Regions from separate parts of the Homo sapiens genome. Here region 1 is linked to region 2. A link is a contact called in ENCODE Hi-C data. All regions are on one chromosome and are shown on one strand. The core of a region is the stretch at or near the end of the contact, and the rest is flanking DNA. Distances in the headings are between cores, read along the strand shown. Region 1 has its middle 140 kb from the start of LINC02156. Region 2 has its middle 46 kb from the start of PCED1B.

What was found. Hi-C counts contacts between places; a loop is a spot of excess contacts on that map. Pooled maps may share reads with other maps.
Region 1: a loop to region 2 is called in a map of MCF 10A, with 7 times the contacts of the local background. The contact joins two enhancer-like sites. A Hi-C loop is called at or near these places in 7 of 168 maps with a recorded cell type or tissue (A673, HCT116, IMR-90 and 4 more) and 4 of 50 pooled maps.

The regions. Positions count from the first base shown.
Region 1 is chr12:47,549,060-47,553,423 of GRCh38, forward strand. No RefSeq gene overlaps it. Among named protein-coding and RNA genes, the nearest start is that of LINC02156, 140 kb to the left of the region's middle. Within about 2 kb of position 2,537, at least 2 of the 41 ENCODE cell types and tissues checked have a DNase peak (open chromatin) inside an H3K27ac peak, as active enhancers do.
Region 2 is chr12:47,031,755-47,035,886 of GRCh38, forward strand. No RefSeq gene overlaps it. Among named protein-coding and RNA genes, the nearest start is that of PCED1B, 46 kb to the right of the region's middle. Within about 2 kb of position 2,182, at least 7 of the 41 ENCODE cell types and tissues checked have a DNase peak (open chromatin) inside an H3K27ac peak, as active enhancers do.

The DNA of each region.
Region 1 (4,364 bases), core at 1,287-3,786, 520 kb after region 2:
CACTCACCATCCTGCAGCTTGGCTTTCTGCTTTTCAGGCACATGGCAGAGAATGGGCGTGCCACAGCTCCGTACCTATACAACTCAGTTCATGAAACCAGCAGAGATTGACTAGCATTGCTGAATCTGAATTCCAAATTCCCAAGAGAGAAAATCCGATTGGTCCAGCTTGGGTCAGGCCTTCTCCTATGGTCTAATTGCCTATGGCTGAGGGCAGGGGTCATGGAGTAGTACATACCTTGCCACAGGGACTTATTATTTTGGAATAAGAACAGGAGGGTCTCAGAACAGGAGTTCATGAATGGGACAGACATTGGAAAGCTGTCTATCTCAGCAATGCTACAGGAAGTGTGGTCCATGGGCCACAGCATCAGCATCACCTGGGGGTTGGTAAGAAACGCAACTTCTTGGCCTCGCTCCAGAACTTTTGAGTCAGAGCCTAGAAGGAGAGTGATGAGGGGGGCGTGAATCTATGTTTGAAGACAAATTCTCTGAGTGATTCTTATACATGCCAAAATTTGAGAAGCATAATAGCACAGGATTATTCAGTCCATGACAAAGAAAAAATCACCTTAATGACATCTTCTAAATATGCTAGAGGAGAATTAGACTATGATATATTAATATAAATTAGAATAATTGTTTAACAATAAAAAGACAAAGTATCCAATTTTCTAAAAAATGGGAAAAGTACTTGAATAGACACTTCTCCAAAGAATATATACAAATGGCCAACAAGCACATGAAAAGATGCTCAATATCATTAATTTTATGAAATATCACTTACCATCCACTAGGATGGCTAGAATCAAAAAGTCAGATAGGCTAGACACAGTGGCTCATCCGTATAATCCCAACACTTTGAGAGGCCAAGGCGGGAGGATTGCTTGAGTCCAGGAGTTTGAGACCAGCCTGGGCAACATAGTGAAAGCCTGTCTCTACAAAAGAAATAATAGTAATCTTAAAAAATAGCCAGGCATAGTGACATGTGACTGTAGTCCCAGCTACTTGGGAGGTGGAGGTGAGAGGATCACTTGAGCCCAGGAGGTCAAGGCTGCACTGCATTCCATCCTGGGCAACAGAGTAAGACTGTCTCAAAAAAAGAAAAAAAAAAGTCAGACAATAACAAGCATTGACAAGGATGTTTAGAAATTAGGATCCTTATACATTACTGATGAGAATGTCAAGGGTTCTGCCACTGTGGAAAATAGTTTGTCAGTTCCTAAAAAAATTAAACATTGAATTACCATATGACCCACCAATTCTCACTCCGAGGTATATATCCAAAGAAGTGAAAACAGGTATTCAAATGAAGTTATGAACAGGCAGGTTCATAGCAACCATATTCACAATAGCCAAAGGGTGAAAACAGCCCAAATAGTCATCCACTCATGAATGGGTAAACAAAGTGCAGTATATCCAGATAACAGAATATTACTCGGCCATAAGAAGCAATGAAGCACTGATACATGCTACGATGTTGATGAGCCTTGTAACATTAGGCTAAGTGAAAAAAGCCAGACATAAAAGGTCACATATAGCATGATTGCATTTAGATGAAATATCCAGAATACAGAAACTCATAGGGAAGGAATACAGATTGGTGGTTTCCAGGGACTAGGGAGAGGGGAGGATGAGGAGAAACTGCTAAACAGGTAAGGGGTTTTACTTTGGATTGATGAAAATATTTTGAAACTAGAGAGAGGTGGTGGTTGTACAACATTGTGAGTGTACTAACTCCACCGAATGGTTTGCTTTAAAATGGTTAATTTCATGTTGTATGGATTTCACTTCAAAAAACTATTTTTTAAAATTTCTAATGTGTTTTTTTTCCTGATTCCCATTCCATTGGCAGGCAGAAAAAGATCTAGACAGATTGTCAATTTTAACCACAGCCAGAACTGGCCTTAGCTCAAGCATCATTCAATTTAAGACAACACAAGGGTTGTCTCTGGCCCCCTCAAACTCCTTTCCACCAGCCTGTTTCTAATTCCTAAAAAGTCACTAGTAGACAGTTATTTCTGCTGGTTAGAGATGAAGGATGAAACAGATGCTGTCATGAAAGTATGATGCTAAGATCCTACACAGTTCTTTGGGGAAAGATGATTTTTCAATGTCACCTAGCACCCTCTATATTTAGTTACCATAATGATGAAGACACCATTTCTTACTGCAGTTGAAGTCCATTTCCCCTTAGTCGGGCCTCTGTTGAGGTGGAGAATTATGGCAGTTATCCTGGTGGGGTATAAATACAAGACAGCTATCACATCACTTCCAATCTTTCTCTTCTCTAGGCTAAAGACCTTTAAATGCTTTTTCTCTTTTTTTTAAAGGAATAATGTTCTAGCCTTTTAATCACTCATGCTGCATTTCTCCAGTATTCACTCCTGTTTCTCCTCACTTGTCAAATTGTGGGGTTATGAACTACAGAAAGTACTCATGTTGGGGGCAGACTAACGTCAACTAAAGTGGACAGTGCATTCCCCAGCTCTCATGTATTACGTTCCTCTTGGCACAACCCAGTATGGCTTGGACTTGAAATAATTATGTTTTCTTAGCTTTCAACCCAAGCATCTGTTCCAGATGGCCCTGGAGCACAGGAGTCGTGCTGCTCATGGTTAGGGGCTTGCCCTAAAAGAGTCAGTCATTAGTCTCCTTCATAACACAGAGGGCTGATTGTTGTGATTTAACAACAAACCAAATGTTTGTCATCACAATCCTGAGGAAAAATGATGAGTCACAGTGCATTTAAGAGAAAGTTCCACTTTGCCTCCCAAAAGGGCTCAGACTAAGTCCTTTGGTTTTATATATTAGGTTGAAACATTTGCAGTGGATTTTTGTAAGTAAGAAATAATAAAAAAGCAGCAATTTAATATTGTTCAATCTAGTCCAAAAAAATGAGCAATAATTCACAGGCAGCCACATAGACTGTATACAGCATTTCTTCAGAAACACAGCCTGAGCTGACCAGGAAGAACAGGCAGGTGCCATATTGGTTTCATTACAGAGTTTGAGAAAGCCCCCTGCCTTTTGGAAAACCTTCCCTACCTGTCTGCATAGGGTTGAAATTCAACTTGCCCTTTTGGGGATCACTGACCTCTTTAAGGATCTGCTAAAAGCTATGGACCCTTGACATAGTAATTACTACGAAAACATAATTACCACTGAAATTAATAGTATATTATTTAGCCAGCATATAGATCATATATGCAATACTCATAATCTTAGACCTTTAGCACAAATAAAAAAGGCAAAATATATTTTTAAAAAATAATCCACAAGACAATCACTATTACAAACTAGAAGCCAGCAATGCTCTGACAGCAGATCTTTGTGTGAGATAAGCCAAATATACAACTGCCCAGAATGCAGTGTGGTAACTCACATTTATTGGCATTCAGTGGCTTGAGAAGTTCCTGAATCCAAATTGGTCTTCATAGGTACTAAGAAATGCCTCTTACACGAAAGTAGGGAGCTTAAGTGATATATTCTGTAAGGTTGAATTGTCTCAACTCAAATAAACATATACTGGGGTATAACTGAATTTGTCAAAACTTAGGAAACAGCCACATATGGTGGTTAATGCCTATAATCCCAGCACTTTGGGAGGCTGAGGCAGAAGGATCTTTTGAGCCTAGAAGTTGAAGACTAGCCTGGGCAACATAGCAAGATCCTATCTCTACAAAAAATAAATAAATAAATAAAAATTAGCTGGGTGTGGTGGCACATGTGCTGAGGCAGAAGGACTGTTTGAGCCCAGGAATTTGCAGCTGCAGTGGGCCATGACTGTGCCACTACACTCCAGCCTGGGTGACAGAGTGACACCATCTCCAAAAAAATTGTTTTAATAAAAATAAAGAAATAAGTATCTTTAAAAACCTAAGAAACAGAAGAGCTCCCTAGGATCCTATGGTGCTAAGCTTGGAAACAAGACCTCTTACTATTCACTATCCATCAGACCAGCCTTCGGTACACAGGAGGTCTAGAAACTTTAATATGAAACTGACTCAATAGTCCTATAGACAGGTTTAAAAAAAGAAAACATAGAAATTGACCCTTCTTGTCTTAAAGCTTGAAACTTACATTTGTTGTATCTGAATTTTTTTCCTCAGGAAAAGACCCCAGCCTCTCAAAAAGTATCAAAGAACCAAAACGCACCAGATCATGGCACCCAAACAATAAAATGCCAGGTCCCTCCTGCATCAGGATTGCTTCCTTGCCCCTCCCTAGTTCCTATTTTCTTACACATAGTTACATTTCTTCCTTGCTATATAAACCCCTAATTTTAATTGGTCAGGAAATGGATTTGAGATTGATCTCCCATCCCCTCAGCTGCAGCACCCAATTAAAGCCTTCTTCCTTGGC
Region 2 (4,132 bases), core at 932-3,431:
ACAGCTCCAAAATCTTGCATTCAGAAGTCTGTAACTATTGAAAGGAGAAGTCTGTACCTGTGAACCAAAAACATGTGAGACAGGTCTCAATCAATTTAGAAAGTTTATTTTGCCAAGGCTAAGGACACACTTGTGACACAACCTTGGGAGGTCCAGGTGACAGGTGCCCAAGGTGGTTGGGGTACAGCTTGGTTTTATAGATTTTAGGGAGACATGAGACATCAATCAATATGTGTAAGATGTACATTGGCTCAGTCTGGAAAGGCGGGATAACTTGTATAGGGGGCTTCCAGATCATACGTAGATAGGAGACAAATGGTTGCATTCTTTTGAGTCTTTGATCAGCCTTTCACTGAATACACAATCTGCATGTGAGACTCGGGTAGAGGAATAGTTACTTAAGCCTTAGTCTGGCTCAATGAATCTGTATTTTATAGGTGAAGGAGGTATATAGCTTTTAAAAATCTTTGTAGTTATCTTACTTAGAAATAAAATGGGAGGCAGGTTTGCCTGATGAAGTTTCCAGCTTGACTTTTCTTTTTGGCTTAGTGATTGGGGTCCTGAGATTTATTTTCCTTTCACAACCTTAAAATCATCAGACACTGCATAAATGTGAAGGCCTAGGCTGATTTTTTTTTGAACTGGATATTATGAAAGATACAAAGGTTGAGGCTATAAACTTCAAAGCTGCCAGGATAGACTAAAACTTCATAACCAATCCACAAGATGCCAGCATTCCATCAGTGCTCAAAAATCCAAGAACGCACATGGGTCATTACAGTGTTCATGTTATTTGAAAGGAAATGCAAATATGGTAACATTTCATTTGGAAAAAGAAAAAGAATATATATGAACTACCACAAGTTTTCCAATATCTGTCTTTAAACTCCTAAGAGCTAATATGTAACAAATTTAAAGAGAGAATATTTGGTGAGAGAAGGTGGGGGTTTTCCTATTCAGCTTAATGGTAATTTTTAGAATTTCCTATTCAAGAAGCCACTAGATGGCCCTAAAGCCCACCTTTATCAAAACACACACACAGAGAGCTGGCAAGACGAAGAAGAAAAAAATTTAGCCATTTGCTCATAAGTTAAAACTGAAAAAAGATAATTCATACAAAGACATAAGGTCTATCCTGTGTTTACTTAAGGTTTTAAGAAAATCAAGTTTTGCTACAAAACTTGGAGCATTTTTCTTTCTGGGAACATATAAGTACATATCATAATAACCAACTTCTCTACAACATGCATGATTTTTGATGGTGCTAATATACTAGTGGTTAGATTTTCCAAGATTGATCGAATTATTAGAGCTTCTAAGCAGAAATTACATAGTAAAGAAATCCAATACATAAGAAATAGTGAACTTGAGTGAGATTACAACTCAGCTGAGTTGTTTGATCAGCATAAGAAACAGTACTACACAGCCTCTTTCACAACCATGTGCTGACATAGTGCACAGAGTGTTCCTGGCTCCCGTGGCCTCCCGTATCCTACCCTGGCACTTCCATTCCTCACTGGTTCCTGCGTTTCTGTCTGCCGCTCTGCAGGGACAAGGACTGTGGCTCTCTTGTGCAAGGTTACCTCTCCATCACCTATTGTAACTGGTCATTGGAGCATTTCTGGCATGCCAGTGCCAACTATAGTGTGCTTAAAACATATCCACCAAAGTTTTACACCGTACTTAGAAGTGTTCCATGTTATTTGTATTTAGAGCTATAAATCAGTTGATTTATTCAAATCAGAAATACAAATGAGATAAAGGGACAAAGTTCCACAATTCTGCTGATTCAAAGTAAAAATAAGGTATTAGTCCAGGTAGAGTGGAAAGCACAAATTCATCAGCAGTAACAAGTGGAAGCCAGGCGTGTCCATGAGAACAGTGGAAGTCTCCTGGGAATTAGGAGACATCTTGGAGAAGACAGTGGGTTTTTCCACAGGGCATAAAATGGGTATTCAAGCCAATCTGATTAAAATCTTCAGAGGCAAAAGACCCTAGCAGACCCAAAGTTATTATATAAGCATTTTAAAATAGAAACTGCATAGAGAAGTGGCAGCTGAAATACAAATGACAAAAAGCCTTTGGGTAAATTGGCTCAGGAGCTTTGTGATGCTAAAGAAAATGGAATCAGCCACAGGCAACAGAGAAGGCAGATGGGGAAAGACACAGTCCTGAGGAATAACCTTTGCAAGCACATCTGCGACGTGACACAGCCACTGAACATTCCCTGAATACAGCCGATAAGATCAAGAGCGAGCATTTCTTAATCAGTCATTGCTCTAGAGTCTTCAACACAAATGCCTAGATTTTTCTGGTAAAAGAAAAGCTCATTCCATGAGTGAGCAGCAAGTTAATAAGGAGAGAAAAATTATCCTGCCCTTTTCTCTGTTTTGTTTTTCCTATCACTCCTTCTCCTATTAAGGTTAATTTTATGTTTGAGAAGAGCATGTGTTTTCATTATCAGGAAAAAAATGTCTGTTTTTAAAATGTATTAGCATATTTTATTTGTTTTTGTCATAATGCACCCAGAAATAAAAGAAACCACAAAAGTCCATGTGATGACTCATGAGTTTTTATTTCTCTTGGGTATACCTGGTTTCCTTACAGGAGCGTCACCCTTCTCCTGACTGAACCAGACACCTGGGGAAATCTTTCCATAGCACTGGTTTCTGATTTGCAAGTTCACTCATCACAATTTATCAAATGAAGTGGGTTCACTCATCTAACTTCTACTGAATGCCTAGTATATGCTGTAGATATAGAAATAAATAAGCCCAAAGTCCTACCTACAAAAAAGTCATGACTACTAAAAAAGAAATAAAACTGTGATTATAAGATACTGTGGTAAATGTTGCAATTAAGGTTCACATCGTGTAAAGCTTTGGGCTGCATGCTATATTTATTTCTCAGGAATCCATTCCAAGGCAAGAAAACCCAACCAATACTCAGCTAAACAAAAAGACATTTATTTGTCTCAGACAACACAAAAGCCAGGGAGGTAGGCAGTCCAGGGCTGGGAAAATAGCTCCCTAATGTATCAGGGACCCAGGCTCGTCTGTCTTTACCACTCCTTCACCACCATCCTTGGCTTGGAGGCATTTGTCTTCATATTTGCTGCCTTGTGGTTGTAAGGTGGCTGCTACATTTTGAAACATCACATCTGTTCATGTTCCAGGCAGGGAGAAGGGGGAAGAACAAAGGGCAAAATGAGTCATGTTAGCCCATTTTTTGCTTTTTTATCAGGAAAACAAAAAATTTCCCAGAGACCCCAGCACATAGACATTGTTTTATCTTATCCGTCAGAGCTGTGTCACAAAGCCACCCTGGCCAGAAGGTGGCTAGCGAAAAGCGGGCATGGGATAGGAATTAGGCTGGCGGACCCACAGCGTGAGACACTAATGTACCCCACATGCTCCTGTTGCTATCTTCTACCCATTTGAACAACTACTGTCCTCTCTATTCTGCATGCTGGCTAGGAGAGCCTAGGCAACAAACAGTCCACAGGTATGCCTATGGTTACTGCTATTTCAACAGAGTTCACTGGAGTAAGATGATGAGGGAGGAAGTTCATCTTTTTGAGGATTTACCCCCTGTTTACATTCAGTCTTTCCATGTTGAACTAGAAATTCAAAGAGGAGGCATCATGTCTCCTTAAATATATATATCTTTCCCCTCTTTGGAGATCAGGATCTGTTTTAGACTGTGGGGAATTCAGTAGCCCCAACTCTGTTTTCAGGTGAGGTAACTGAAACCTCCCTGCTTCAGCAGTGCGATTCCCACTACCTGTTTACAAGAGAACTGAATATCCCCTCCCCTAGGGATCCTCTGCTGGAACTCCGATTACCCCATAAGTTGCTGTTAAATCAGTGAATGGCATTCATTAGGCACATATCATGTGACAAGCAGTGTATCATATTCCTCTAATTCTTCAAAAACAACTTTATGAGAGAGGTACTAACGTCATCTATTTAACCATGAGGAAGTCAAAGCACACAGAAGTTAAGTCATTTGTCCAAGGTTACATGGCTAATATGCAGTGAGGCAGGGATTCAAACCCAGGCAGTTGGCTTCTTATGGAGAACTGGGCAAGGGATCTTAGTACTAAATCAGCTAACCTCATCTAGTGGAAATG